Regions from separate parts of the Homo sapiens genome. Here all the other regions are linked to region 4. A link is a loop called in an ENCODE intact Hi-C map of the cell type or tissue named here. Cell type or tissue: mammary epithelial cell. All regions are shown on one strand.

Region 1 (8,000 bases), 320 kb before region 4:
ACCCTGTCAAATGGGACATCCATGCCCCTTGAAAAGATGCAGCTGGCCTGTAGCCTTCCAGCAAAGGGAAAGCAGCTGTTCCTCCCCTCTCCAGCTTTTTGTTTTGTATTGACCTGAAACAGAGGCCACTATGGAGCCATTAATTAATAGCCATCTGAAACCTGTATTGTAGATAATAATTTTAAAATAAAATCAAGTAGATCTCTAACTTTTATTACCAACCCGTCAAATTGACCAGTGTTGGTTGGGGTTCTCCAGAAAAACAGAACCAATAAGATTTATATATATGGAGAGAAAGAGATTGATTATAAGGAATTGGCTCATACAATTATGGAGGCTACCACGTCCCAAGATGAGGGTTTATTGGCAAGCTGGAGACCCTTGAGAGCTGATGTTTCTGTTCAAAGACTGTCAGGAAGGAAGAATCCTCTCACTTGAGAGATGGTCTGCATTTTTGTTCTATATGGATCTTGAACTGTTTGAATGAGGCCCACCTATGTTAGGGAAGGCAGTCTGCTTCACTCAGTCTTCCAATTTAAATCCTAATATCTTCCAAAAGTACTCTCACAGAAACCGCAGAATAATGCTTGACCAAATATTTGGGCACCTTGTGGCCTAGTCAAGTTGATACATAAAATTAACCATCACAACCAGAAACATATAGATGGGAGCCAACTAAAATCATGAGGGATTTCTGTCACGGAGAAACCCCCAACTCTGAAAACAATACTCCATGATTGCCCAACCCCTAAATCAGTCCTCAGAGTCCTAGCCCCCATCATACATATACCTCTATTTACACCAACAAGCAGCGGGCTGCTGAAGCCGTGCAGCCCTCTGAAGAGGCTCTCACACAGAAATAATAGTAGACAAGGGAGATCCTCTAGGAGAGTGAAAGCAAGACAGCCCCAGTTCTTCATGTCACTGCAAAACGCAAGTCTTGGCCATTTATGTCCACAAAGACTGTAGTATGTACAAGGACTGATGGCCATTGGATGTTTCACATTCTTCTCTTTGCAATTAGGAATTTTTATTGCAATTCTGTCTTCTCTCTCTTATTATATATAGGGTGTGGTTAAAATTATTTACCCACATATCACTGAACGACAAAGAATCACTTGACATGATTTACACATCAACATAGAAATACTGGACTTGGATCTAGCTTCAGTAACCAGATGAGATTTCATATTATTTCCCTTTGGGGAAGGAATATGACTGTTGTATGTGTGGAAGTTATAGATTGATGTTAGGCAGCCAAAGGCTAGACTGTTGTTCACCACTGCCTGCTCCTTCTATCTGGTATTCAAAATTTCTTTTGAGAACCACTTCCACTCATTCTCAACTATATTGTTTGGTTGGATTGATACCCCCCTTTCCATTTCTGTCTTCTTAGCCACAGTAATGGATTCAGGGGTGGAAATGTAAATCCATACCAAAGAGAGCTTTTAGATTTTTGCTAGAAATGCTAGAACTCAACCTTCTCTTCTTCATTGGGCTTACTTATATGGAGGGACGTGAGCTTTAGAACTACTGTAATCATTTTTGGTGCCACAGGGAGAGCTAGCCTGAAAATCAACCTAGAAGCAGAGCTGAGAGATGGATCCTAATAACAACATTTTGCTCGTATTTTGTAGTCATTCTGGAATGCTCTTCTCTCATTTGCAACAACAACAAAGTTTCCCACGTGATATAGATGATGTGAGGAAATTCAAATGAGCACCTCTTTTAAGTGGTCTTTTCATGTTTTCCAAAGTCCTGTCTTCTATAATTGAAATCTGCAGAACCACAGGATCTGTAGACTTTTAGAACCAAAAGAACCATAAAGATCAATTAGTCAGGGCCTCGCAATGTGCGTCAGGAGACAGGCAAATTGATTTTTAGGTGTTTCATTAACATTTTTTATTTTAATAAACATTATTATTATGAGTCCTAGAAGAATATAACTAGTATTTCACATCAAACCTGTGAAGTCACAGGTTTTGACTTTCATTGAAAGGATCAAACCTGTGAAGGCGCAGGTAATGTTTTTATTGAAAAGAATATTAAAGCTTAAAGAGATAAATGGCTTTTTTAGGGATTGCCCAGTTGGTGAATGAAGGGTGAGGATATTAAATATGGAATCTTGTAACTGGAAGGGACCCTAGAGATCATGAAGTCACCTCCCCACCCTTCCACGACTTCAGTGTCACAATTCTCTCCAAAGCATCTCTCTCAAGTGGTTATCCAGCCTCTACTTCAATACCCGCAGTGATGGGAAACTTATCATTTGAGGCAGTACATTCCATTCTGGCAGTTCTGATAGTTAGAAAAGTTTCCCCTTATACTGAGTTCCTTGAAATTTCTTTTCATTTGTTTCTAGTTCTTCCCACTGAAGCCACTCCTCACCTTCAAATGTGTCAAGACAGTTACTCTACCCTCTCCACCTCTCCCTACAGAAACACACACACACGCACACAGACATACAGTCTATTTTCATGGACTCGGTTTTTTTTTTTTGTTTGATTGGTTTTTGTTGTTGTTTGTTGTTGTTTTGAGACAATGTCTCACTCTGTTGCCCAAGCTGGAGAGCAGTGGCACGATCTTGGCTCACTGCAACCTCCGCCCCCCAGGTTCAAGCGATTCCCCTGCCTCGGCCTCCCGAGAAGCTGGAACTACAGGTGTGCACCACCACACCCGGCTAATTTTTGTATTTTTAGTAGAGATGGGGTTTCACTATGTTGGCCAGGCTGGTCTCGAACTCCTGATCTTGTGATCTGCCTACCTCGGCCTCCCAAAGTACTGGGATTACAGGCGTGAGCCACTGCGTCCGGCCTGGACTATGGTTTTTAATCACTTCATGTTCTCATCATTCTTTTTTGATGTAATATTCAAATGTCCTTGTACCGTTTAAAGCTTTGTGTCTGGAACATAACTTAATATATTTGAAAGGTAGAATTAAGCTGGCGCTATCCACCATTTGTCCTGGACCTTATGTTTCCATTAAAGCAGCCTGAGATCACCACATCCCATGGTTGACCATTAAGTGGCAGCATCCATCTTTTTTTTACCATCATTCCATAGTTAACTGGCTGATTACTGAACCTCAGTTCAAAATTCCTAATTTATTCTTAATCCTTTTTATCATTCCAGTCTGTTGAGATTTTTGGGGGGATCTTGTTTCTATCAGCCAATTTATTAAATCTGAGAATGGTAGAGCATGAGGGCTTCTCTAGAAATGTAGCTAAAGTAACTTCAGGATACACAAAAATGTAGAAAGTGAATGAAGCAGTAACCTTATGGAACCTAGTACTCAAGAGATTGATATAGACTGAAAATATTAGTGAGCTTAATATGGATCAAGGAGAGATTAAAAGATATTTAGGAAATTATTCAACTTTTAAATACAGTGTCCTAACCTTGTCCTGACAACACCACTGAGTATCCTCACTGACATACCTCAGAACAGAAACTGCGCAAACCAACACATGCAAGGTCATAACGGACACTCTAGCCTTCATAGGCAAGGTGGCCTTGCCTGATCTGGTTATGGTCAGGCAAGAGGTCTTTTTTTTTTTAATTAAATACTTATTTTTTAACATGCAGGAAAACAGCTGGCTTCATGCTCCATGAAATATGTAGCTTCAGTTGAATTCTCTTTTTTTAGAAGAATTTTTAGATCCAGTACTTTGTTTTCTTTATCGGTGAAAGAGCAATCAATGCCTAGATATCTATCTATGAGCCCAAACTATAATGACTCTCAAAGACTCCCAGATTTATACCTTCTGGTGACCCCATGATTTATAGTAACTCATCCACTCCTGCCATTCTATGGGCTTTCACTGCTGCTTTATTGAAACAGGAGTACTGACAGAAACTTTATGCACTTGGAGGTTTTTAGGCTATTTAATTAGTCACTCATTTCTAGATCTTCAAAGGGCTGTATGTGTGTGTGTTTGCATGTGTGTGTGTTTTCTCGTTAGTCACACTGGCTCTTGTTGGATTTGTGTGTGTTTTTGTTTGTTTGTTTTTTTTTTTTTCCATTTGCACAAGGTCACATTCAGAGCTCTTCCTCCCTTAGGAGAGGTTGCACATTCGTCACTTCATCTGCCTCCCATTTCCTCCAGTTGGGATCACACAGCCCTTCCTGAGGTATTACCATTTTTCCATTTCTTCTTTGCTCCCTCCTTTCTTTTAATAACTCTGGGAGACAGGGAGGCACCTTGTAAAGTTAATTTCCTCCAAAGCTTTCAAAGCAAAGGCATCTCCCAGCCCAGACACCACCACCCCTCTCCACCCCTCAGTGACGGCGCACACCCCTCCTCACAGCCTTAGTCACTCTGGGCTGTGCCCGCCACCTAGGACTCACCAGGCCCCAGCTCTGTCAGGCACAGTGAGTTCCTCTGTCCTGTAGCTCTTAGGTCTGGGGTGGGAACTCTAGATAAGAAGAGTCTCCTCATTTATCTCCTTGGTGCCTTCCTCTCCCTTTTCACTTCCTAACTGTGCTCCCCTGCTTTCTGCTTCTCTCTGGTACTTTCAGGACTCATGGGTTGGCCGCCTGCCTGTACCAGGGATGGCATTTCCTCTTCAAAGGCCTGCGGCTGCAGCCACCCAGCTCTACCAAGCACACAAACCTTTGGAATTGCTGTGGCTTTGCTGCCTGCCTACTTGGAAAGCAAGAGCTGTTTTTTAAACACCCCTTTGGTTTCTTGGGGCAAAGCTTTTCTCAATCCTATTTTATTTATGCGAACATGATCTGTGGCTTTTGAATGTTTGCTTTTGAATGTTTGTGTTAACAGACTAAGCTGAAAGCGTTTCCTCTCACCGGAGAGAGGGCCCTGCACAGCTGGGGGCCAGGCTGCTCAGCTCAAGCAAAAGCTGTCCCAAGAGGAACAAGTCACCAGCCAAGGAAGTCTGGAAGCTCAGAGAGGAATTCATTGAGGCCTTTACGGGCAGCAGCGGTCAGAACTAGGATCATAGACTGGGCCATGAAGCTCGGTAATTTATTTGATTAATAGGAAGGACTAGACCGGAGACACCTAGATTTTTGCAAATATATTTTTCAAATTGTGCATATATTTACTGAAACTCTGTGTGGTTTTCAACAGCTTGGGTGTCTAATCTTTCGCCCCATATTCCCAGCCTTCTAAAGCACTCCTGGCAGTATTAAGAACTGGCCGGGCATGGTGGCTCACACCTGTATCCCAGCACTTTGGGAGGCTGAGGCGGGTGGATCACAAGGTCAGGAGTTCAAGACCAGCCTGGCCAACATAGTGAAACTATGTTTCTACTAAAAATACAAAAAATAATTAGCCAGGCCTGGTGGCAGGCACCTATAATCCCAGCTACTTGGGAGGCTGAGGCAGGAGAATCACTTGAACTCGGGAGGCAGAGGTTGCAGTGAGCTGAGATCACGCCACTGCACTCCAGCCTGGGTGACACAGTGAGACTCTATCCCAAAAAAAAAAAACAAAAAAAAACTTCAGAACTTGGTTGATCCTTGAATCATTTATCTGTAGGTGACCTGTCATCTGAAAGTGTGGCAGAGTTTTTCAGCAGCCTATTAATGTGCTTCTGGTATATGTCCTTCTTCGTCTTCTTTCTCCCTGGTACCTAGGGCACTTCAGATGGGAACAGAAATAAAGACTCAAAGTACAATCTTTCCATATCCAATGACTGTATAATTTAGCCCTAGGGTAAGGAAGACAGCCAGGAGAGGGGCAAGTAGGACCAGAGAGGACTGGGTAGAGGGAGTGGGGTCCTTAAATCTGCCATGAGGAATAAGGAATAGAGTAGAAGGGACTCAGTCAGGGCTGGGCTGTCTTTAAAGGTAAGCTCCACCTTACCACCATCACCACCCCATACCCTGTGCAGTCCTGGGTCCAGTGGCCCTGCATATCTCTAAGCCCTTGAAATAAAGGTGGGCAACTTACCTGGACAATTTATATGAGGATATGGGTATGATGAGGAATACCTCTGCCTCCAAATAAGATGGAACTAATTAGAGCTAGTTGGGAATCTTTCTACAAGCTGGGCCAAATGATGGATCCACCAGGAAGGCTGTCTCAGTTATTAACCTTCTTAAATGTAGGGACTGGTTGTTGTTGAAGACTATAAAAAGCTGCAATAGAAGAGAAAAATTAATGTAGTGGTCCGTGGAATACAGAAGTCACAGTTTTTGAGGCAAAATATTCCGGAGTTTCTTCATTTAAAATATGTAAGTCCAGTGTTGATATCCCTCTCTGTTCAATCTGTACTCTCCTTGGGCAGTGTCTTCTAACTCCTTGGCCTTGTAGCCACTGGTGACTTCACATGCTGGATCTCTCTCCTGAGCTTCAGATTTAGACAGTCTACTCCATACTTGACATGAGAATTGCACATGTGCTCAGACTGACCCAAAGGTAATTCATCCTTTACTCTGCTTGCCCTCTAGCCAAGGCCTCTTGGGTTACCCATTGTAGTCACCATTTACTTGGTCACTCATGCCAGAAAAATCAGTTATCTTTGACTCTTTTCTTTCCTGTACTACCACCACTCCCCCTACCCCACCCCATTCATTTTGCCTCAGAAATATCTCTTCATTCTGTCCACATCTCTTTATCTCTTTGGCCACCAAACTAGTCCAGGCTACCATCTTTTTTTTTCATCTAGCTACTACACTGGTCCTCTGACTGGCCTCTTGGCCTGGTTCATTTCTCCTTGCAGTCCATTCTCTATATACCAGTTTGCATAATGTGTCTAAAAATATGATCTGATCATGTTTCTTGCCTGCCCAAAAGCTTTGAGTGGCTTCCTATTGCATTTCAGATAAGATCTAAAGTCCAACTCCAGCCTTGCTTGCTCCTTCCAGCCTCACCAGGGCAGATATGTCTTTCCACTTCACTTTTGTTTCCTCAGCACCTAGAACAATGTCTAGCACAGGGTTGCCATCCATAAATAGTGGTTGCATAGAAGAATGAATGAACACATGAAACACAGGATTTCTATGCATTTGAGGAGAATTAAGGAGAATGGAGAATGAGTGAAAGTCAGTATGAAAACCTCTCAGTTCTTGTTCTAAGACTAAAATGTTTTGATTCCAGGACTGGCAGAGTTCAATATACTTGAGCAAGCATTATACAAACTGTAAGGAATGGGACGGTCTCCATTATTCTGCCCCATGGGCTCCTATTCTAGGTGTGGGCAGCATGTTGCCGGTGAGGTTGTCTACAGTGACTGGGCACTGACAGGTTTACAAGGTAAAGAGAAGAAAAGGCAATTGGTAAGTTTAGTGTAGGGATAATTTGGTTTGGTTTGTTTTGTTTTTTCTGACCAGCATCCATTTCACGTCCTAACAATACCCCAATTTCCTTTTAAAGGAAGATCTCTTTCCCGTTGGATTTAGTCTTTGGGGGCTGTCATTAAAAGCCTTCCTTCCCTTGAGGCCCACATTAGGCCAATCAAATGCTTTCCCCCTAGAATTAAACTCTTGAGCACAGAGACCAAGAAACTTAAAACATTTGCTGTGTGGAGGTGACCTACCAGCCATACCATGCCTGCTATGAGACTGCGGTAGTGGTTCCTGGTGACCAGTCACCCATTAATTAGCACAACAATGGACTCCAAATAGTCTCCTAATAAATTTCTTTTTCCATAGTTTGGTCACAGTTCTTTCTGTTACTTGCAACTCCTAGTGTGATAAATTTGGTACAAAATCAACAGAATATAGTTCTGGCCAACACATACCAGGGCCTGTATGGGGGTGGGGAGTCAGGGGAGGGAACTTAGAGGACGGGTCAATAGGTGCAGCAAACCACCATGGCACACGTATACCTATGTAACAAACCTACATGTTCTGCACATGTATCCTAAGTTTGTTGTTTTTTTTTTTTTTAGAAGAAATAAAGGAAACAAAAGTAAAAAAAGAATATAGTTCTGGCATCTTTCAATACTTTTGGCCAAAAACAATTATATGAATCCCAGAATAAACATCAGATGTAATTTGACTTTGGGAGTTCAATTATGACTGATTTTCCTAATAT
Region 2 (8,000 bases), 310 kb before region 4:
CTCCTGGCACAATCTTATTTCTGTTTCTCTGCTGAGCAGCCCCCTTTCCCTTCTATGGGGAAATCACTCCTGGACAGGCTCTAGAGTCGGAAGTGGGATCTAGACAGGATAGGTGACCTCTTCAAGCTTTGGATCCCTCACGTGGTAAGCAAGAATAAATTTATTATTAATAGTATCATATTCATATTAATATTATGACTATATAATAGTATAATAATCCTGCCTTTGGGGTTTGTGAGGAGGCAGTGTTATAGAGAGCTGCTCAGAGCACCTGGCACCGAGTGAGTACTACCGAAATGGTAGGTTTTCTTATCACCACTTGGCTGTCCAACCTCCTATCCACTACCTCAGTGGGCCATCAGATACCTCAGCACAATTTCAGCGAGGAAGCAGCCAAGGGGCATTTCTGGTGATAATAAGTTTCACTGGATTCATGACAGTGAAACAAAGAATGACATTTCCCCAATGAAATTCCTCCTCACCTTCAGCTAGTGAGGGCTGGACCTTTTACTATAGGATCAGGGGCAAGCCCCTGCACAATCCCAGTTGCCTAGTTGCTTGAGAATTTCTTCATGTCAGTGGATCTCCATTTGTCAGGAATATGAAGCCTTTAAAAGCTGGGGCTCTGGGAAGAGGGAGAATCAGAGGGGAGAACCAGGGACCACAGACAGACAAACCCACCTTCCTGCATCAGCCAGGGAAAGGAATGCCTCCCAAGCTAGCCCGTCCGGAAGCTGCACCCAGGGACTGCCCGGGAAGGAAGCATAACACCGGCTTCAGATAAGTGATCCTGGGCAGAGATAGTTCCACAGTGCCCTTGGGGCGAGGAGCCACGGGAAGTAGAGTGAAACAAAATCTTTAAAAAGTGCTGGATTCTAATCCCTGCACTCTCCCTTCCCAGCCTGTGGGCGTGGGCCAGGTGCTGGCCTTCGTTAGGCTGGAGGGTTGCATTTGTAAAATGTGTCTGACAGCAATACCGCCTGGAGGGTCGCCGGGAGGGTAATCTGGGGCCCGCGGCCGGGCGTGCCCAGGAGGCCCGCGGCGATGGCAGGGGTGGGACTTACCAGCGTCCCCTCGCTGGAGCGACCGGGCCGAGAGGGGCACCCCATGCCCCCGCAGCCACACGCCGTCGGTCCTGAGGGACGGGTCGCGCCTGTCCTCCCGCGGGGACCGACCTGACCCGAGCCGCCCTCAGGTTCCACAAAGCTGGGGCACGGCCCCCGGGTCTCCGCGTGCGTCAAGCGCCAGCGGCGTGACTCCCGGGCTGGGGCTGGCGCTCGCGCGTCAGGTCGTGGCCATTGTCTTGCAGGAGGCCCGCGCCAGGCTGGCGGCGCAGCGGTCACCGAATAGGGGCCCTGCTTAATCGCAAATGGTGCAACCCAGTTTTTGATGTTCTAAACTATTACCATACAAGAGAAAAGAATAAAAAGATTTAGAGAAAGGAAAGGAAAGGAAAAGAACCCAAGTTTATATCTGTTATTTGTTGCCATGGGATCTAGGTCAGCTGTAAACATATGCAGCTCCTTTTTATTTAAAACAAAACAACAAAACAAAACAAAAAAACCTTTCAAGCTATGTACTGCAGTGGACAAAGATTACACCGTGTTTGTGTTGCAATGTTGCTATGGAAATGCATATGGTGGAAATTTGCAGAGAAGTCGAAGGAAGTCATATGTATGCATGACAAACATGAAGTTCGAGAGTGCCTGAGTGCCTCTCAGCCTGGCTGGGTGTGCCTGCGCCCTAAGGAGGGAGGCAAAGGTGTTAGAGTCAAAAAGTGGAGGGTTTAATTCAGTTCTGCCACCCAGTAGCTGTGTGGCCTTGGGCAAGTTACTGGGCCACTGCTGAGCTTTACTCTTCTCTGAAACGGGGAATGACAACCCCTACTGTGCATCATTGTTGTCAAGATGGAAACAAGATGGCAGGTCTTGAGCACTGTACACAGTAAGTGCTTAATAAATGTTTCTGGCGTGATGGCAGCAGTCCCAATTATGCGCCAAGAATTTAGGGTCATTCATCGAATGGTCTAAAAATGTTCAGAAAGGTCCTTCAGAAAGGTGCTCTGGCCTGACCAGAGGACAACACTGCCAAGATTTGGCTGCAGTTTGGGCTTTGAGACTTGGAGCACTGTGGGGAAGCTGAGTGTGTTCAGTGCTGGCCAGACTTGGTTGTGTAGACAGTTGTCATCACACTGGACGATACAGAAAAATACAGACACTCAGTTGTCAAGGGAACTGCAGGTGATCCACTCCAAAAAATGGGAATGCGGAGTCAATGAGATGAAGTTGCATGGCAAGTTGGTAATATATGTCAGGTGCAGTGCTGTGGCCTCTCAGCTTCAGGCTCCGTGATCCTCCCACTCCATGTGGCTGGCAGCGGGCTAGCCTTCCCATGCTCCAGCACCTTTAGGAGAACAGAAGATCATGTTTAAAGTGCTTACACTCCAGATGAATACTTTTGGAAGACTGGATAATTATTATAATTGTAACAATTTAATTTTCAAGTTAATTTATGAAACCAACCAGGGAGGTACTCTGCACACACCTTTGTGCATTTTGGCTTGCATTTTGAAAGATCTACAGACCTGTTGGAGTGCTTGCTGTCTGTGCACCCCACCCCCCAGCCCCAATATACCCACTAGAGGTTGGCAAAACACACTCTGAGAGCTTGTGGCCACCTTAATCAAGTTGCTAGATCTATCTGCACCCCATTTTTTGATCTGGAAAATGAAGATGTCAGACTAGGTGACTTATGAGGTCCTTCTAGCTCTAACTGGCTGTGACTGTACTGTCATTCATCTATCTTGAATAGAATACAAAAGATCTTTTTCAGTGTTCTAGACCATCAGTGTTCTAACCTACATTAGGAAACAATGAGGGAAAAAGTCTGCATCCTCCCTCAACAGGACATTCTAGTTTCTCTTGGTTCCTTGATGGGCCTTCAGAAATAAGCATAGAAACTATCCCAGCTCACCCATGCTTTTCCTGGGCATGCCTTCCCTCCTTGCCCCAGCCTGGAGACTTCACAATTGGGCCAACTGTTCCTCACCTGCGAGGGCATATGTAGTCCTGATTGAATGGGCTTCTGTCTTTGCTTCTGCTTTTTCTCCACCTTCACTGTGACTCAAGCCACTCTTTAAAAACTAATAGAGAGTGAAAAGGCAAGGTGGAGGGACCCAAGCAATTTTGTTTTTAAACTGTCTTTCTTTTTTTTTTTTTTTTTTTTTTTTGAGACTGTGTTTTGCTCTTGTTGCCCAAGCTGGAGTGCAGTGGTGCGATCTCAGCTCACTGCAACCTCTGCCTTCTGGGTTCAAGTGATTCTCCTGCCTCAGTCTCCCGAGCAGCTGGGATTACAGGCATGTGCCACCACGCCCAGCTAATTTTGTATTTTTAGTAGAGACAGGGTTTCTCCATGTTGGTCAGGCTGGTCTCACACTCCCAACCTCAGGTGATCCACCCACCTTGGCTTCCCAAAGTGCTGGGATTACAGGCCTGAGCCACCGCACACAGCCTAAACTTTCTTTTTAAACTATAAGCCACGTAACTTTGTCATCATTCTTTGTATACCTCAATGGAAGTTGTTTGGTTATTTTCCTGGCAAAATGGTCAAGGTGTGTGTTTAGATGGGAAATATATATGTAAATCAACTCTCTCTTTCTCTCTCCATATGTATATGTGTATGCTAAAGTCTTAAATTTGAAAAAATATATCTGCCATAAATGGCCATGGTACCAGTCACCTCATTAGTGCAATAGACATTGCCTCTCACATTTAAGACATTAGTATCTTGGCAAATGATATTAATTATGTGTCTAATGATAGGATTACTAATGACTTTCAAAGACCATAACTTTTCCCCTTTCTTCTGCCCCCCAATTATTTTGATTTGGGTTACACATTGGTAGAGATGTAGGAATACAACTTAGCTCAATGTGGCTCTACTCCCAGCTCTGTCATTAACCAGCTATGTGACCTTAGACAGCCCTTTCTGGACCTTTTCCTCATTTGAAAAGCAAAGGACAGCCTTGGGCCATCTCTCAGATGTCTTCTGCACTAGCCATCTTGGGTTCTGCCACCCTTCAGCCTGAAGAGGTTGTCTGCTGCCAGCTACTGTTGACTCTTGGAACTTCTGTTCACAAGAGGCTTGTCCTCGGGCTCTAACCAACTCTCAAAATCTTTTGCATTCGAAATCTTTTGCACTCTAAACTTCATCTCAGGAATGAAGACTGAGGCTTTTGCTCAGTCTTGGTTTCAAAACCCGAGTCAGGAAGAACTTTCCATTTAAAGGCTAGTTCAAGAGCTCTAGCCATTCCCAGGGTAGGCAGGTCACATTTCCGGGGTGTTTGCTCTGTCAGCTGATGTTTTCTTATCTCCTGTTCACTCATTCGAGGTTAACATTCCATTGCTTTGCCTTCTTCAGATTCCTGCCAGTTCAGCTTGTGTGCCCCAGTGAAAGCTTTCTCTATGAGTGTTTCTCATCTCTGCTCTCTTTTTGGAGAAGTTTCCAGGAAGGAATGTGATATAATTGCATGCAATACAGCTGAACAGTGTGTAGTTATCCAGGAGTAGCCTCCACAGGTTCCTGGGCCAGAGAAACGGCAGCCCCTGGTGACAGGGGCTTTCTATCCCTGCCTTGCTGGGAGAGTATGTGATCTCCCCTGCACCCTCTCCTCTTGGCTGCAGTGGGTATAAAACACCTTTCAATAGATGCCAGATTGAAAAGTCACTAAAAAGTAACATGTCTTATTCAGCATTCTACTACTCATCAGAGAAAATTGTTATAAAGCATTTAAATGGAAAATTCTTTCTGGACTTGGTAAGGTTTGTTTTCAACTTGCCCCACAAGCTCTTACTTTTCTTTTCCTATGCTTATTCTTCCTACCTTTTCTTGCCTGCCACAAGAAAGGTGAAAGCCAGGGGATGATTTTCTTTTTTTAATATTATCTTGGGTTTTCTGTAACTTTTTTGCTGCTAGAATAACCGAATGAGATCATGACCAATTTGAAGGGATATCTGGCAGCCACTATAATTATCTGTTACAGGTTGGCAGGTAAATAGAGAAGTGGTCTTTTAGGGTCCACGTGAGGAAAAGGCCCATGTGGGGAGAACGGATGCAGTGGGCCAAAGAACAGTATTATTCTGGTAAAACAGAGCCTGTGGTGCCATGAGACACATCATTTGCCTCCCCCTCTCCTGCTGGACACAGCACAGGCAGCATGTGGTGTTGGGAAAGGCCCTTCTGGAAGGGTGAACCACAGGAATGCAGCCCTGCATGTTGGCTGATGAGCCAATCAGAGCACTGACGATTGGCCCCACACGGATGTACAGATTGGTTCTGCTATGTAACAGCTCATATCTGGAAATAGATATTCCTGTCTGTGCCAGGCTAGGGATGGGGTGAGGCTGGGGACTCATGTGAAGGTCTGGGATTTCAAATTCATAAGCAGGCCACCAGGTTGGACAGCGTGTGCAACTTCGCTCTGTTGGTATTTTGTTCCTGCCCCATGTGTTATGACTTCTTTCCCAAACTGATATTTTCTCCTGAGTCTTAGGGCACAAGAAAGCAAACAAACAGACGGAATACATTAGCCACATCTTTTTTCTTAGACCCTTTGCTGATATTGGTTAAAGCTGCTTTGCTCTTTACTTGGAAGTAGTTTTGACTCTACTTTTAAAGTAACATTTGCCAAGAGAATGCAAACCAGTGCTTTGTCATGATTCCTCATGTTTGGGGAATTTGAGATTTGAGTTCTGGGCTGAGTGGATGAGGCCTCAAAAAGCAAGTCTTATTGAGCTGTGGCCACAGAGACACTGATCAGAATGGGAAGGCTGTGCTCCTTCCCCCCTCCTCACTCTGATGTAACTTTACACAAACCTCAGCTCCGGGCTGCTGGTTTTCATCATTAGATACATCTGGAGATGAATTTTGGATACATGTGGACTCTTTAAGGCATTTACAAAGCACTTTATAGAAATTCAAAGGTTGTGAGGGCAAGACTGAGAGAAGGTGGGTATGACATGTAAGACCTCATGCCAGCTGGGCTCATCCACAGCTGCAAGGGCCTTCACCTATCCAAAGATGTTGTTAAGGATCAACTGAAGGTCAGCGACGTGGGTGAATCTCATAGGTGTAAGGATGAGTGAAATGTGCCAAACATAAGAGTGTATACAGCAGGATTATTTTCATAAAAACTACATGAACAGGGCTTGGTGCAGTGTCTCACACCTTTAATGCCAGCAGTTTGGGAGGCCGAGGCAGAAGGATCACTTAAGCCCAGGAGTCCCAGGAGTTGGAGGTTATAGTGAGATATGATTGTGCCACTACAGCCTGGGCAACAGAGCAAGATCCTGTCTCTAAAAAACAAACAAACAGACAAACAAACCACCACAACAACAAAACTACAGGAATACGCAAAACTAATCTATTCTGTTAAGTCAGGAGAGTAGTTACCATTGGTGACAGTGAGTAACGTCTGGAATAAAAAATGAGAGACTTGGGAAACTAGTAATGCTGGTAATGTTTCTTCTTCAGGGTACTGTTTATAGGGGTATGTTCAGTTTGTGAAAATGTATCCAGCTGTTCACTTTCTGTATGTATATTTCAAGAAAAACATAATTTATGTTTTGAACTGTAAATTATGTTTCTGTTGAAACATACATACAAAGTGAATATACTATAAGTGTACAGCTGGATACATTATGTAAATTATGTTTACTGAGGGGCAGTTCCATGTACATTGACATGTAACTATCTCCAAGGTATAGAGTTAAATGGGAAATGCAAGAAACAAAACAGTATGTATAGTATGCTATACATATATTATACATATATGACTCATACAAATAATGTAATTGTACATGCATAGAACATCTTTGGAAGGACACTAGGAAGAGTGGTTGCCCCTGGGGTACCTAGAGACAGAGGTAGAAGGAGAACTTGCTCTTTTATTCTATGCCTTTTGAATTTTGTATCATGCACTCAAATATTTTACTCAATAAAATTATTCATTAGATATTAATTAATTAATAAGGAAGACTTGCTAAGTGCAACAAACCCATCACCAATCCCAAAAGCACAAATACTATATTATTCTACTTCTATGAGGGACCTACAGTGCTCAAATTTATAGAGACAGGAAATAACATAGTGATTGCCAGGGGCTGGAGGAAGGGGAGCATGGAGAGTTAATGTTTAATGGGTACTGAGTTTCAGTTTGGGATGATGAGAAAGTTCTGGAGATGGATGGTGGTGATGGTTGCACAACAATGTGAATATACTTGATGCCACTAAGCTGTACACTTAAAAATTATTAAAAAGATAAATTTTATGTTGAGTATATTTTGCCACAAAATATTTTAATATGTGAATTAAGGCTAAACAGCCATTTTACGATTAGTGTAAATTTATGTATTGGCTCTACCACTTGCAAGCTGTGTTTTAACCTCCCCATGTCTCCATTTCTTTGTTTCCTTATCTGGCAAGTCGGGTAGTATTAGTACCACCTTAAGGGGCTGTTGTAAGAATTAAATGAAAGAATACATGTAAAATGCTTAGAATAGTCCTTGGAACATAAGTGCTTAAGAAATATTATCATTATTGTTTTTTATTATATGTTGTGAAGTAGGAAAGCAAATTACAGAATTATCTCTGTAATACCATCCCCTTTATACTTTGTGGGGAGAATACATGCATATGTGTGCATGCGCACGTACCTAATGTACTCACGCATCCGTCATGTATTGATCAAATACTGTGTGCTGGACATTGTGCTAAGGGTTGGGCAGACACTGGTGGTGTCAGGGTGGAGAATGGTGATGGTGGTGGGGTTGTTTAAATAGAGAAGTCACAGGAGACCTCTCTGAGTAGTTGACAATTCCGAGAAGGTTGTAGCAGCCATGAGGGAGCCATGCAAAGAGGAGAAGAGCTTCCCAGACAAAGGCGGTATCATGATGTGAGATGCCAAGTTGGAAGGCCTCTTGTGGGTGAGTAAAAAAGAGGAT
Region 3 (8,000 bases), 710 kb before region 4:
CAAAATATTCTAAATCCTTATTTTTTTTCCTGACCCTTGGACATCAATTAGACGAAAGAAAAAGATACCTTATATTGCTGTTAACATAAAACTCAAAAAATTATAAATCTAAAATTACTTAATAATTAAAGCTATTTAAATAAAATGGTTAAAACTTGAGAAAATATATTTCTAAATATTAAAAATCATAATTATTATAGCTAACATTTGCTGAGTATCTACACAATACCAGGCAGTATTCTAAGGACTATACATCTAAATTAATCTTCACAACAATCCTACAAAGTTGGTACTATTATTATTCCTATTTTTTATATTAAGAAAATTGAGACACAGTGTTAGAAAACATCTAAGGTCACCTGGGTGGCCACCTACTTAGTAGGTGACCATTCAGAAAAACCTAGGCAATCAGGTATGTCAGAGCTCATGCGTTTAGCTACTGTGCCATACTGTTTTAGGGTTTAATATTTTAAGATGGTTTTAGGAGTTTAATATTGATTACAACTCTGTGAAGGTAAAGGTGATTACAGATAGAAAAAATTAGATATAGGATTCAATTCTATGAAAAAGGTAGAGATGATTATACATACAAAAAATACATATAGGATTATAATTTATTAATGTCACATTAAAATATACATTAAAAAATAATTGTGTTATGTTCCTGAGCAGTTCATTGTGTTCCCTCTAACTCTACCCTTCCATCTCAGGATTATTTATTTTTTTAATCTCAGGAAGCAGTATTAAATTACAGAACTTTACCCCATTCTTTGTGACTTCTAACAGTGACAGTATTTTATATACATCTCTTAGGAATTATTTAACCCAAAGAACAATTTTTGGCATCTATTCGATGAAATGTTAGTGGTGACCTTTGCTTATACTAGTTCTTTGCCCTGGGCTTATTGCCATAAGGGCTTAACCTAATAAGCCGTGTACCCTCCCTTGTACCCTTGAGTTGAATCTCAGAAACTCTAGAGTGCATAAATTGGATCATGAGACTAGGTCATGAAGCTAACAAACAACTTCTGTTTTTCAAGGATGGTTCTAAACCATATAAAGACTCTCTGATATTTGCAGTGATTGGCAAAATAAGATACTTTTTACATATTCTTTTTTTTAAATAATGTGACATTTTTCTAGCGCTTGACCAAATAGGATGAAATGATACAATACATGCTCTAAGGGCACTATTAACTAATAAATAATATAAGTATTTTTTTGTGCTTTACAATTAATTTTTTGAGAAAACTAGAGTCAAGTATCGTGCTTACACAAGGCAAACCATTTTAGTGTTCCTTACTCTTTGATTAAATTTATATTTATAACATGTTGATGGGAGTAAAAAAATCATTGGCTAGAGAGACAAAGACCTGGATTCTGGTCCCAGCTCTGGCACTTAACCTACTGGCTATCACCTTGGGTATTTAACCACCATGGTACCAGCTTCTCATGTTTAAAATGAAAGTTAGGGCCACGTGCGGTGGCTCACGCCTGTAATCCCAGCACTTTGGGCAGCTGAGGTGGGTGGATCACGAGGTCAGGAGTTCGAGACCACCCTGACCAACATGGTGAAACCCTGTCTCTACTAAAAATACAAAAATTACCCAGGCATAGTGGCAGGCACCTGTAGTCCCAGCTCCTCAGGAGGCTGAGGCAGGAGAATCGCTTGAATCCAGAAGGCAGAGGTTGCAGTAAGTCAAGATTGCGCCACTGGACTCCAGCTTGAGCGACAGAGTGAGACTCCATCTCAAAAAAAAAAAAAAAAAAAAAAAAGAAAGAATGAAAAAAGAAAGTTTAGGCCATATCATATGTAAGGTTCCTTATAGTCCTGTGATTATGATGTTTTTCTCTTTTAGACATAGTACTTACTAATATTCCTCCTAGTGTAAGCTAAAGAAAAGGCAGAGAGCCTGTTTCACCTTTAACACATTATCTTAAAGCCCTTAGTATTTTTTTCCTGAAAGAAGTCACAATAAATGCTAATGATGTTCTTTTAGGGCAGGGAGCAAGAGACAGTGAGAGTGAGGCTTTTACTTACTCATTTTACACCTTTCTGTACTGTTCTAATAAAGAAAATTAATGTCAGCAGGAATTACTTTGGTAGGGAGATAATTGATTTTTTTTTATTTGTTTTATCAAACTTTTGAAAACTACTTTGGGCCGAAGATAAGATAAGCATTCATGAATTAAAATTAGTGAGATAGCCTTGTATTTTGTCTCTTGTTGTATTTATTACTTGTTTGTATCTTTTTGTTTTAATTAAAAAAAAAATTTTTAGAGACAGGGCCTCCCTCTGTTGCTCAGGATAGAGTGTAATGGTGCCATCACAGCTCACTGCAGTCTCCAACTCTTGGGGTCAAGTGGTCCTTCCACCTCAGCCTCTCAAGTAGCAAGGACTGCAGGTCCACCACCATACCCAGCTAATTAAAAAAAAAAAAAATTGTAGAAACCAGGTCTTGCTTTGTTGCCCAGGTTAGTCTTAAACTCCTGGCCTCAAGCAATCCTCTTACCTCGGCCTCCTAGAATGTGGGATTATAGGTGTGAGCCACTGCACCTGGCTGTATATATTATTAATAGAAAAACTGTAGGTGTTTGACCAGGAAACCTTTCCTTCTTATAGAAGGAGACACTTGTTTGATGAAAAGTTGCTTATGCAGAATCAGTTATTATATTAAGAAACAAACTCCCACATTCAATTATATAAGTTAATGCCTATCTAAAATGTTTGTTTACTGTCGTGGAAAGAATGCCAACATCATAAGGATGTCTTCCCTATTTTATAGATCCTACTTTTAATTTTCTGTTACCTAAGAGGTTGGTGTTACTAACTAATATTGTTTCCAAGTAGATCTAAGTTGTAACATGAAATAATATTTTCAAGATATAAGAAGGAATGTCCTGATTTGGAAAGTTGTTACAGTTCTTGAATAGGGAAGCTTTTGCTCTACAAGTATTTTAAAAAAAAATAGAGAAAACTACCACTCTGAGGTTGTTCGTAAATACACTTTCCTTTAGACCAAGAAAACAAACACAATTGTTATGCCCTATCCATTTTTTAGCTAGGGATTTTTGTCATTTGTAGAGGTTTATTTAATATTAGTTATCTATAAGTTACTTAAAATGTCAGCTTTTATAAAGAAAAATTGACATTCATAGGAAATTTGCAATCAAAATTTTACAAAACAAAGAATTATTCTGAAGATCAAATAAAATCATTACACAATTTCTGTTTTTAAATATGTGATTGTCAATCAGCTTTTCTGAAAACAAAGCCCTAGGGTATTGCTATTTTATCCTCACTGCTTAGAAATTTAGCTTTGTGGTTGGATTTTGCCACTAGAGGGCTCCAATGAGAGCCCCTCGCCCCTTTCTCTATCTCTTTAAAGAGAGATGCTTGTCATTTTAAGAACTTCAGTATACTGATTCTGATGGATCACAGATTTTGTTTTTGTTTATTTGGAAAGGGAAACTTAAATGAGCCTTTCCATAATATTTCACTGCCTTTCTCTGGATTTGATTGCAGTAGTTTATGGTGTCCTGTTTTATGTCCAGATACCTCAGCACTGAGAATGAATTAAGTGCATATTGGAAACTGTGCTTTAGGTTTTGGAAAATGGGCAATCCCGTATTGTAACTTGCAAGTTTAGGTGATCTGAGGCTTATTTAAATTAAATTTGAAGCTCATATAGAAACTTAATATGACAGAAATAATGAATGCAATAGTTTTTCTTATGAAAATGGATATATCAGACTACTGTCCTCCCTTTCCAAACTTTCATCTCTCGAGAGCATTGCTAGCCTTCTCTAGTTTCAGGCTTTATACCTACTTCTCTTTCCTGTCACTTTCTCCTTTAACCCTGATTTCACATCTTTATCATGAATGTCAGAAACTAGCTTCAGAGATACTGAAACTGAATCCTTAAAACTTCAATTAAAGGATGAAAACAGTCTAGGAATTCTATGTGTGAGCCAGGAAAGCAGAAAGGGTGTGAAGAGAAGGAATAATGATTGTAAAATTGGTTGACATTTAATGAGTACTTCATATGTCAGACATTGTGCTTAGCACTTTACATATATTATCTAATTTAACTCTCCAATGACTCTTTGAGAATGTTAGTACTATAATTATTATTTCTATTTTATTGATGAGAAAACTGAGGCTTAGAGAGATTAAGCAACAAGGATTTCAATCCAGGTGAGTCTTAATTACTAATTCAGGCCACTTACAGTATCAAAGGAGAGAGGAATTTTCAGAGACAGCCCTGGGACTGTGGTTATTTATAAAAGCAGTTTCTCCTCTAGAATTCCCTATCTTGTTGAGTCCAGCTTTATTGTCTTATCTCTGTGAAACACATATAAACATACAATTCTTTTCTTGATTTGAGCACTTGACTCATTAATTTGTTTGTATCACTTAACACTTGAGTGAATGTATATTAAACCCATAAACATCTTATTTAAAAACTTTTACAGTAATGATGGTTACAAATTTTTCTAAAAAGTCATTACAACCTTGTTTGACATGATAATATAATGACTGACTGCTATTTGTTTACCATATGCCTGTTTCTTCTTTTAATTGTGTTTATTAAGTTTATGTTTATACTTTGATCCTCCCCCCCCATTTTAGGGCCAAACAGGTGACCCAGGACTCCAAGGACCATCTGGCCCTCCAGGACCAGAGGTAAAATATTGGTGGAAAGTTAATAAATTTGAAACAAAATGGTGGAAATTAAACTTGTTTGATAAAACATGTTTCAACATAGCAAGCTTAAGAAAGATCCTCTTTAAAGTTTAGATCTCCGTAAATAGTTTGGACTACATTTTTTCTGTTATGTCACGAGGTATGCAACAGGGATCCTAGGGAAACAGAAAAGTGCATTAGCCACATTTTCACACTGATTAGGATCACAGCTGATTTATTTGTTCTGCACAGCTATTAATAACAAGTACTTGAGGCTTGGAACCAAATTTCAGGAAAGAAACTCCACTGAATTATTAATGCAAAATGTTTCCAATTATTGCTATATCCATATATCATTTAAATCTCATACAGTATTCTAAAATAAATACAATTAAGTCTGTAGTACATATATCAAATTTGTTTGTATATACTTTAAAATTTTTGACTTTGGTTTAATGGTTGATATACAGTGGCCTTCTTTTCTAAAAGTCTATATAGAACATAAGCTTCTGAGATAAAACATTTGGATTTTAAAAAATCCTACTATGAGTCAGACCTATGAGTCAAAGATATACTACATGGAGATGAAACTTCTGAAGCTCACTCTAGTTTCAAAAATATATGCCCATATTGATATGTGTGTGCCTGTGTGTGCCTACACACACACACATACACGCAAGCACACACATATCAGTGTACATACATATTTAATTTAGAGTCATAGATTCAGCAGAAGGCTGAGAAAATAATTGGCATCAGAATAAATAAGTTAGAGCAATAATGTCATAGTGTCAGAGTAGTAGGCAGAGTTTCTAAGACTACTGCTGTACTGATGCTGTCTCCCTCTCTTTGTAAACCATAAGATCTACTTCTTACTTCACAGCTGTCCTTCAAGGTTGGCTGATTTCTTTAGAAAATGCCTATTCTTACTTACTGTATGATTTCAAAACACATTGGGTATTGACAGTTCAAAAATCTAAAAAGCAGGCTGGGCATGGTGCAATCCCAGCACTTTGGGAGGCTGATGTGAGAGGATCGCCTTGAGTCCAGGAGTTCTAGACCAGCCCTAGCAACATAGTGAGACCCTGTTGCTAAAAAAAAAAAAGAAAAAATGTTTTAAAAGTTAGCCAGGCATGGTGGCTCACACCTGTAGTCCCAGCTACTCGGGAGGCTGAGGTAGGATGATCACTTGAGCCTGGGGTGGCACCACTGCACTTCAGCCTGGGTGACAAAATGAGACCCCGTCTCCAAAAAAAAAAAAAAAAAAGAAAAAGTAGAGTCTTCAAAACTTCATTGTAGCTAGTTTTACCAATAGAGAGGTAATAGGAAGTAAAATACAGTAGTATATTGATCTCAGCATTCTGATAGGAAGGAAATTGAGTAATTAAAACTTCAGATTAGTATAAGCTTCTCCATATGAGCCTACAATTTTTATTTTAATCATTTTTAATGAAAGCTTTCCTGGAATGAATAGTATTTACTGCCTTGTCATACTGAGGATACAGAATCTATTTTAATTTTCATTATCTTTAAAGGTTATTATTATGACTGTATTGTCCTATTATTACTGCAGTTACAGGTGATATGTACACTAGAAATGGCTATGTTACCTCCTTGCTATAAGTATGGTTTTGAGTCATTTTTCTTCTTTCTCATAAAGCTTGGTTAAAGGATGCATGCGCCATGTTTTCACTTACTACTTGGTCTTCTAAAGATGTTTATTTATTTCTCTCTTCCCTTTAAAATTTCATAATATCCATCAACACTGAAAACATTATCTCATTATCTCTGATTTTAGCACCACTAATATAAGGTCCTGAGCCCCAGCATTTTCAGAGTACCAATCCTTCCTCTTCACCTGTATTAAGTTTTTTCATGGGGCTAAAAATGTAACCTGTACTCTGTCAAGAACTGATGCTAGATTGTTTTGGGAAATGGGGCCTAATTCAAGGAGCATAACTTTTTCTTGATCATAAAAATATAGTACATAGGCAACTATATGTGAGACAACACTTTTATCCAAATCCTTGTCAACATTAGGCTTTTAATAAACTTGCAGGTCCAAGAATTTTAAATAGTATATTTGGTAGCAAACCAAGCCTGAAAACTTTCTGCTTGTATAGTGGATGAATTTTACTCAGGTAAAGGGTCTTATGCATTGTGCTAAATTCAGACTTTATCCTGTATGCGTTAACCAAAGATATTTAAGCAAGAGAAAGGAATTATCAGAGTTGTGCTTTATGCAAAGCAGCAGGGGGAAGGATAAAAGAGAAGAAGGGAAGGAGGAGTGCCAAGGAGATGAACTAAAGGTTATTTAGAAGGATGGTGCAGCAGAGCAGGGGATTGATGATGAGGTCCTGTGACAATAGAAAGGAAAGGATAGCTTAAAGAGAGAACTAGAAAATATAATTCACAATACATAAAACAGTTCATTCCAATTGTAAGAGAGAGGAATAAAAGGCAATTTGAACACTTTTTGCTTGAAAAGTTGGGTAGAATGTGGATCATCATTCCAAAAATAGAAAATAGGAAAAGGAGGAGGAGGAGAAGGAAGAGATTCAGAGTGGCAGGAAATAATGTTTTGGCTTTGAATCTGTTAGGGTTCAAAGGCCTTTAGGAGAAATAGAAAATTAGTCTAATAAGAGTCTTAAAACTGTAGGCCTAAAGCTCAGAAAAGTAGACTAGAGATACATATTTATATAATCATCTGCATAAAGGTATTAGATGAAGCAATGTAACAGATGAATTAAAACAAAGTTTAAAAATACTACACCTGGAAACTCACCCCTAGAAGTCTACAGTCTTTGTCTACAGTGCAGTTAAGTTTTAAGTTGATAATAAAAAGTCAGTAAAATAAATTTTGGTAACTGAAAAATACATTCCTTAGTAACTTATGGTCTGGAGAGAAGAAATATCACAATGGAAATTAGAAAATATTTAGAAGTGAATGAGAACGAATCAGTATAAAAACTTGAGTGTTGCAGCTGAAGCAACATTTAGAGGACAACTTATATACAAATTCATTTCTCTTGAAAGCAAGGAAGGTAAAAAATAAATGAGTTATACACAGCATAACTGTAGGGATTTGTTTCAAAAGAAGAAAGAAGTTGAAAGAGGTCAGATAGGATAGTCTCTGTTTTCTTAGTCTTGAAACTAAATCTCAAGAGTAAGGGGACTGTGCAGGAGAAAGGAGCTGCAGGAGTTCTTTGAAAAGTAAGTGAGAGAGTGACTGCGGACTAATAAAATAATTTCTGAGTTGTTGGTTAAGGTAATTTTTGGATAAGGTTTTTTGTTTGTTTTTGTTTATGTTTTT
Region 4 (8,000 bases):
CTCTGAGAGCATGGTACCAATATGATACAGGGAGCCTGAATGTCCTTGCCTTGGCTCATGGGGCAGGAGTTCTAACCCAGAGAAGCAAACCAAAAAGACCTGAGTCTGTTGCCTCCTCTCTACCTGGCACTGAGAAACAAAAACAAGGTTGTCATTCAGAGAGAAGTGAACCATATTTTCCCTGCCCTCAATCCCGCAGAGGATGGCTCAGAGATTTTCCCCAGGGGCACAATCAGGCCGTGGAAGGAAGAGCTCTGAATCCCTCCCTAGAGAACTGACTTCATTTGCAACAGAGTGTGAAGTTCAAGTCTAAGTGTGCTCTCAAAAACAGTTGTGGTTGTGGTGAAAGGCAATAGAGAGGAAATTGGTAGATTCCTTGGAGGTAAAGGCTAAATTGTAGGCATCCAGATCAGAGAGGAAGAGGTAAAACTATCTCTATTTAACATGCTTGTCTATATGGAAAATCCTAAGAAATCCACTAAAAATATATTAAAATTAATAAATGAGGCTGGGCACGGTGGCTCACGCCTATAATCCCAGCACTTTGGGAGGCCGAGGTGAGCGGATCATCTGAGCTCAGGTTTCGAGACCAGCCTGGGCAACATAGTGAAACCCCATCTCTACTAAAAATACAAAAAATTAGCCTGGCATGATGGCGCACGCCTGTGGTCCAAGCTATTTGGGGGGCTGAGGTGGGAGGATGGCTTCAGCCCAAGAGGCAGAGGTTGCAGTGAGCCGAGATCACACCACTGCACTCCAATCTGGGTGACAGAGTGAGACCTCATCTCAAAAAAAAAAAAAAAGAATTCAGCAAGATTTTAAGATAAAAGATCAATATATTAAAAATTGTGTTTCTACACATTTGCAGTGAACAAATCCAAAAATAAGATTAAGAAAACAATTCCATTTATAATTGCATCCGAAAGAATAAAACACTTAGCAATAAATTTAGTAAAAGTCCAAAACTTATTCTCCGATAATTACAAAACATTGTTGAAAGAAGTTAAATATCTAAATAGATGGAAAAACTGCTTATGTTCATGTATTAGAAGACTTAATATTGTTAGGATGACAACACTCCTCAAGTTGATAAACCGATTAAATGCAAGCCCAATTAGAATCCCAGCTGGCTGCTTTGTAGAAACTGACAGGCTGATTCTAAATTTCACATGGAATTACAAGGGGCCTCAAATAGCCAAAACAATATTGAAAAGAAGAATAAGCTTGGGGGACTCGCACTCCCAATTTCAAAACTTTAAAAGCAACAGTAATCAAGACCATGCAGTACTGGCGTAAAGATAAACATATAGATGAATGGAATAGAATTGAAAGTCCAGAAATAAGTCCATGTCTCTATGGTCAACTGATTTTCAACAAGGGTACCACGACTATTCAGAGGGGAAAGGACAGTCTTCTCAACTGCTGCTGGGACAACTGGATACCCACATATCCAGCAAAAGAATGAATGAAGTTGGATCCTTTCTTCACACCATATACAAAAAGTAACTCAAAATGAATCAAAGACCTAAATATAAGAGCTAAAATATAAAACTCAGAAGAAAACTTAGTGATAAATTTTCATAACCTCAGAATTGCCACTTACATATGACACCAAAAGCACAAGCAACAAAAGAAAAACTAAATTGAACAACATCAAAATTTAAAACTTGTGCTTCAAAAGACACTGTCAAGAAAAGGAAAGACAGGCACGGTAGTGCACACCTATAGTCTCAGCTTCTCGGGAGGGTGAGGCAGGAGGATCCCTTGAGCCCAGGAGTTCGAGGCTGCAGTAAGCTATGATCTCACCATTGCACTCCAGCCTGGGTGACAAAGTGAGATCCCATCTCTTAAAAAACAAACAACTGAAAAGATAACCCACTGAACCAGAGAAAACATTTGCAAATTATATATCTGATAAGGGACTTCTATCTAAAATACATAATGAACTCTTACAGCTTGATAATAGAAAAGACAGTTTGAAAACAGGCAAAGGATCAGAGACATTTTTCCAAAGAAGATATACAAATGGCCAACAGCCACATGAGAAAGATGTTTGACATCATCAGTCATCGGGGATGTGCACATCAAAATCACAATGAGATATCACGTCATACCCACTAGAATGGCTAGAATCAGAGTCAGGTAATAGCAAACATTGGTAAGGAGGTGGAGAAATCATACCCTCCTAATGAGAATGTCAAATGTAGCCACTGTGGAAAACACTCTGGCAGTTCCTCAAACACCTACACATTGAGTTACCATATGATCCAGCAATTCCACTCCCTGGAATATACCTAAGAGAAATGAAAGCATATGCCCCCACCAAGGCTTGTACATGAATGTTTACAGCAATTATTTAAAATAACCAAAGGGTGCAAACAACCCGTGTATACCAACTAATGAATGGATAAATGAAATGGATGCCAACTGATGAAGAGATGAACAAAAATATCCATACAACGGGATATTATTCAGGTGTAAAAAGGAATGAAGTACTGAACATGCTTCAACATGAATAAACCTTGAAAACATTATGCTAAGTGAAAGAAGCCAGTCACAAAAGACCACATATTATATGAAATGTCCAGGATAAGTAAATCTGTAGAGACAGAAAATAGAATAGTGATTGCTTTGGAGGGGAGGGTGCAAGGAGGGAGGAGAGGGAGGAAAAGGGAGTGATAACTAAGGGTAGAGGGTTCTTTTTGTGGTGATGAAAATTGATGTGGTTATCGTTGCATATATCTGTGAACGTGCATAAAATCATTGAATTGCACATTTTAAATGGGTGAAGTGTTTGGTATATGAATTATATCTCAATAAAGCTGGTTTTTAAAATGACAGCAATAATTCTCTTTGTCCTCTTCATATCTCAAAGGGTGGTTGGGAACATCAAATGAGAGGATTTATATAAAAGTACTTGGTACTCTATGCAGTGCTATACAAATGTAGCCTATTATAGTATTGAATGGGATTAATCAGCTTTTCACCAGCACCTGTCAGTACAAAACTCCGAAGCTGCCATTCCTAAAACTACCTTCGCCCCCAATTAGAATTCCTTTTCTTTAGTGGTTAAAACTCATTGACAGAGCCCAACCCTTGAAATAGTGCTGCATAATAATTGCTTATGGAATGCTTCTTACCTTCATAGCCTTTAGAAAAAAAGAAAATAACGTTTCTTTTATATGTTTTCCTAAGACTCAACTCAAGTGTGTGTAATTACCACACATACCAAGCTCCTCATTATGTCAGCCCTGGAGCCCACGTGGCCATTATAATAATTTGCTAACTGGCAATTGTTCCTTTCTTCTCACAGTCCCAACCCCAGTCTTACATTTTGGCCATTGCTCTGCCCTTCTGAACTGGGGTGAATAGCAGTGTGAAGGCAAAGGGGATGAGAATGAAATATGCTCCAAGTGGCAAGTTTGAGAGTAATATAGACAGAAGCTGGTCCTTGGCCAGGTGAGCCTATGAGTGCAACACCAACGCAGCATTTACACCTAGGACAAGGAGGGGCGGAACAAGTCCCCTATGCAAAACTGAGGCCCAGAGAGACTCAGTCACCAGGAAAAGTCACACCGCTAGTGGGTGTGGTACTAGGGCTCAAACTCTGTGTTTGGCAGCATTACTCTACACCGCCCATTGAAAAACAGGTGCCCTACGAAAGTTTCAAAATTACTGCACATCAAAGTATCTTCAAAATGTATAAAATGTTTCCTACCTCTGTTTTTCCATATGAATGCCGATCCGACAGTGCATGTTGCCCCTTTTCCCCAGAGGCATCTTTTGATTTAGCCTCAAAAACAATGGAAATCCGAATATCCATGTTTGCCGACCTTAGCTTTTGCAGAAAAATTGTGGAGTAACAGCGCCCTCGGGTAGTCACTCGCGTTTTCTCAGCCGGCCTTTGAGCGCGGAGAAGTGGGGCTAAGAATGCCGCCGCTGCCCCCTGGTGGGCTTTGGACGCCTGGGCCCTCCTTACTGAGTAAAGGGCGTCTTCCCAGGATCTGCCTGCCTATGGGCCCGCGGAGTCACCTGGGAGACCCATTCCCAGTCCTGGCCTAGGCAGATCCTGAGGCGTGGCCTCTCCCACCTCAGCTGAAACCAATTAGCTGAAACCAAAATTGGAATCAAAGCCCTTGGCAGGGGGTGTTTTAAGATCCACACACGCTGGGACCTGGGAAGGCCTGAAGGCTTCGTGGCCAGAAACCCCTGCTGCCACCTATCTCTGGGCCCAAGCCTACGTTTCCTCCCCTGGAGCAGCGGCTCTTTAGCTAAGGGATTGTTCCCTTTTTGGAAAAAAAAAAAATCACCAAGCTCTAGGGTTGAGGTATGGGTAGCAACACTCTAATTAGTTATTTATATCTTAGTGTGAAATACGTTCATCTGACCCTTACCTGGTAGCAGGTGTTTCAGGGGAAAAGAAAGAATCTAAGAATAATGAGAGCCTACAGTAGGCATGGAAGGCAAGGGGAGAGAAAGGGAGAAGAAAGGGAGGAACGGCAATGGGGAGGGGAGGACAAGGGAAGGGAAGCGAGGGGAAGTGAGGGGAGAGGAGGGAAGGAGAAAGGAAGGGAGGGAAGCAGAGGACAGAGGAGGAGAGAGGAGAGGGGTGGGGAGGAGGCCAGCTAGACCCTTCTGCAGTCTTACTCAGTCCTCATTGCCCTAGTCTAGGCTTCAAATGCGTAAAGAATTTGCAAGTGCACTCTTGTTCAATTCGCAAGACATTTCAGGGCTCCCACGGACTCCCACCATTGCTTAGTGTATTACTCTGAGTTCTCCAGAGAAACAGAACCAGAACCAATAGAAAAAATATATATCTCATATATATGAATTACTATATATGCAATATATATGACTTAATATAAGGAATTGGCTCATGGGATTATAGAGGTTGACAAGTCCCAGATCTGCCGTCAACACACTGCAGATCCAGGAGAGATGATGGTGTAAGTTCCAGTTCAAATCTGATTGCAGAGGAAGACCAATGTCTCAGCCCAAAGGCAGCCAGGCAGAGAAAGAAAATCCATCCTTACTCAGCCTCTCAGTCTATTCAGGCCTTCAACAGACAATAAAGTCCACTCACACTGGGAGTGGGAGGGCTCTGTTTTCCTCAGTCCACTCATTCACAGGTGATCTTAACCAGAAACACCCTCATAGACACACACAAAATCACCTTAATCAAGTATCTGGGCACCCCATGGCCCAGTCAAGTGCACACATGCAATTGCCCTCCCAGTTGGCAGTAGCAGCACCTGTCGGCCACGCTACCTTCTGGTTGCTTGTGCCAGGCTGCTCTCCCACTAGACAGTAGAGGCTGAGGGCAGAAACAGCCTTTTCTAGCACAAGATCCTGGTATCTAGCACAAGAACTAACACAGGAAATGGTAAGTGCTCAGGATGTTTTAAAACTGCAAAAATGGACAAATGAACAAATGCACATACCTGGGTCCAATATAAAGAAAATACAGGCCAGGCACAGTGGCTCATGCCTGTAATCTCAGCACTTTGGGAGGCCAAGGCAGGTGGATCACTTGAGGTCAGGAGTTCGAGACCAGCCTAGCAACATGGCGAAACCCTGTCTCTACTAAAAATGCAAAAAGCAGTCGGCCATGGTGGTGCACACTTGTAATCTCAGTTAGTTGGGAGGCTGAGGCAGGTGGATCACTTGAATCCGGGAGGCGGAGGTTGCAGTGAGCCGAGATTGCACCAAGCCATATAGTAGTTGTCTCATTATACATCTATGTCCTTTATAGAGGACAGTGAGCTCCTAGAGTTAGGAGCCAAGTAGGTCACTGCATCCCCAGTGCTAAGTATGATGTTTGACACATAGTTGGTGCTCAGTAAATATTTGGTGACCCAGAGATGAATAGACCCATCAGTGAGGGAGAGAATGAAGCCAGCCAGCTGTCTCCCCAGAGATGGGGCGGGCTCAGATTCTCATTTGGAGCTAACTAAGAGTTACTCTTACCTGTGGTCAGGATCAGAGACAGGCTTTTACAAACTGGTATCCTGATATTCTCTTCAAACAGATTTGAGAAACCTTTGTAAAATTCCAATCTTGCTGCCTGTCACCACAGTTATCCAGAAACTGTCAAAACCAATAGGACTCCTTGGGGGGAAAGCCAGGAAGGCTGTACAATTACTGCTGTCTGTCAGGAGACTATGACAGCACCTTGGGCCCTTCCAGGGGAGGATGAAAGTTCTGATTTCTTCCTACTGGAGGTAAAAACAAGAAAAAAAAAGTTCTGATTAGGTGGACTCTGTCACACCTAGCAAGCCTGCTGGGCTGACTGGAGAGCTGCCCTAATGCTGGGAGACAGGTTTCCAGAACAATCTGGAGCAGAGTGAAGAGATCCGGCTCGACTTAATTGTACTTACCTACTAAAAAGTCTCTGCTGCTCAGAAAATGCAAGAAAGAGAAATCTACCTTTTGGGTTTCTGTGCCTCAGTTTTGCTTGTAAAAATATTAACAATGGGCCAGGTGCGGTAGTTCATGCCTGTAATTCCAGCACTTTGGGAGGCTGAGGTGGGCAGATCATATGGTCAGAAGAGCAAGACCATCCTGGCCAACATGGTGAAACCCCGTCTCTACTAAAATACAAAAAATTAGCCAGGCGTGGTGGTGCGTGCCTGTAGTCCCAGCTACTTGGGAGGCTGAGGTAGAGGAATCGCTTGAACCCTGGAGGCAGACGTTGCAGTAAGCCAAGATCGCGCCACTGCACTCCAGCCTGGGTGACAGAGCGAGATTCTGTCTCAAAAAAATAAAATAAAATAAAATAACGAAGGCCCCACGGAGAGTCACAGGCAAGTGAAGAGAAGCTGTTGGGTAGGTACAGAGCTTTCACAGAAGCTTAGGGAGCACAGCAACCCCCAGCTCCTCAGGTGGGAGGGAAAAGCAAACCTCTGGTTAGCCAAGTTTTCTGCCAGCTCACAGAGACCGTACTGGGTAGCAATGAAGATGTGGGACCTAGAATCAGAGCTGCTCTCAAATCCTGGCTCTGTCATTTACTTGCTTGGCCCATTACTGTGGTAGCACCAAAGGGAAGCTTGGAGGGATGTTAAACAGCTGTGACCTCCATGAGTTCCCAAGCTGTCCCAAGTGATGATAATAATCATTATCGTGATGGACAGTTCTCACACTTATGTAAAGTATAAATATAACCATATGAGAATTTTTTGGTATTTTTTATCACAATCTAAGTTAATATGTGTGCTTTTCATGCAAACACAGCATCAAGGCAATTCCCTGAGCAGTGCCCCCACCACCCCGTCACCACGATAAACCCCTCCTCTATGTGAATTCTGGAGCCAACACTGACAAATCTCCATTCCTCTCTAAACCTTGGTTTTCTTCTCTGTTACAGCAATAAAGGCTAATATAGTTATTGAGTACTTTCTGTTTGCCAGGCACTGAGCCAGATGTTTTTATGTGAATTATCCCATTTAATCCTTACAACAACAGTATGAAGTAGGTCCTTACCATTCTGTGCTTCAGTTTCTCAAAAGATAGAGACAATAATACCTACCTCCTGGGATTGGAGTCGGGGCTAAAAACAGAAGATGCATGTGGGATATCTGGCCCTGGTGGTGCTCAATGGTACAGTTCTAACAGTTGTAATGATTACAGTGATGTTGGAGAGGCTGCAGGTGAGGAAGTGAAGCAGGAAGAGGAAAAAGATGAGGAAGATGAAATCATGGTTCCTGGTGGGCAGAGATGCCAGCGTATACTTAGACCCTCCCTCAAGTGCTCATCCACAGATGCTGTCCCTCCTGACCATGAGACCTGAAGTGTCTCAGCAGCGTCACCATGCTTGGTTTTATTCATCCACACTCAGCTGAAGTAAAGAGGGGGCCTGCAGAGATCTATAGAGTAAGTGGGTCTGGCCTTGATGTCCCTGGCCTTGGCTGTCAACATCTTATTTCTCTTTTGGTGACACCCCCTCCCCTCAGAAGGGCCCCTCCCTAAGCAAGTTACTTACAAGGAGTTAGAGGGAGAGGGAA

What was found. Hi-C counts contacts between places; a loop is a spot of excess contacts. Peaks named below come from ENCODE experiments on the same cell type or tissue, not always from the same donor. Only the 100,000 strongest peaks of a DNase experiment are listed, where the experiment ranks them.
Region 1: a loop joins it to region 4, with 12 times the contacts of the local background. A loop is called at or near these places in 2 of 110 quality-filtered maps.
Region 2: it touches region 4 in a loop (7-fold over the local background); 4 of 110 quality-filtered maps call a loop at or near these places.
Region 3: a loop joins it to region 4, with 26 times the contacts of the local background. A loop is called at or near these places in 32 of 110 quality-filtered maps.

Annotation. Positions count from the first base shown.
Region 1 is chr1:85,625,721-85,633,720 of GRCh38, reverse strand. LOC112268231 (a long non-coding RNA gene) reads right to left here. Exons shown (of 2, transcript XR_002958331.2): 1 at 5,913-8,000; 2 at 3,999-5,600. It overlaps LOC107985057 (a long non-coding RNA gene), which reads left to right and starts at 2,743. Exons shown (of 2, transcript XR_001738127.2): 1 at 2,743-4,131; 2 at 4,779-8,000. In mammary epithelial cell, a CTCF peak has its summit at 3,044; no DNase peak of the experiment used is centred here.
Region 2 is chr1:85,609,363-85,617,362 of GRCh38, reverse strand. No RefSeq gene overlaps it. Among named protein-coding and RNA genes, the nearest start is that of CCN1, 33 kb to the right of the region's middle. In mammary epithelial cell, a CTCF peak has its summit at 4,111; a DNase peak (open chromatin) is centred at 5,262; H3K27ac peaks cover 2,529 bases.
Region 3 is chr1:86,013,838-86,021,837 of GRCh38, reverse strand. It overlaps COL24A1 (collagen type XXIV alpha 1 chain), which reads left to right. Exons shown (of 60, transcript NM_152890.7): 19 at 4,634-4,687. Among named protein-coding and RNA genes, the nearest start is that of COL24A1, 140 kb to the left of the region's middle. RefSeq lists an enhancer at 5,235-5,424. In mammary epithelial cell, a CTCF peak has its summit at 3,354 (motif pointing right); no DNase peak of the experiment used is centred here; H3K27me3 peaks cover 337 bases.
Region 4 is chr1:85,304,254-85,312,253 of GRCh38, reverse strand. No RefSeq gene overlaps it. Among named protein-coding and RNA genes, the nearest start is that of BCL10, 32 kb to the right of the region's middle. RefSeq lists an enhancer at 3,568-4,068. In mammary epithelial cell, a CTCF peak has its summit at 3,945 (motif pointing left); a DNase peak (open chromatin) is centred at 3,923; H3K27ac peaks cover 278 bases.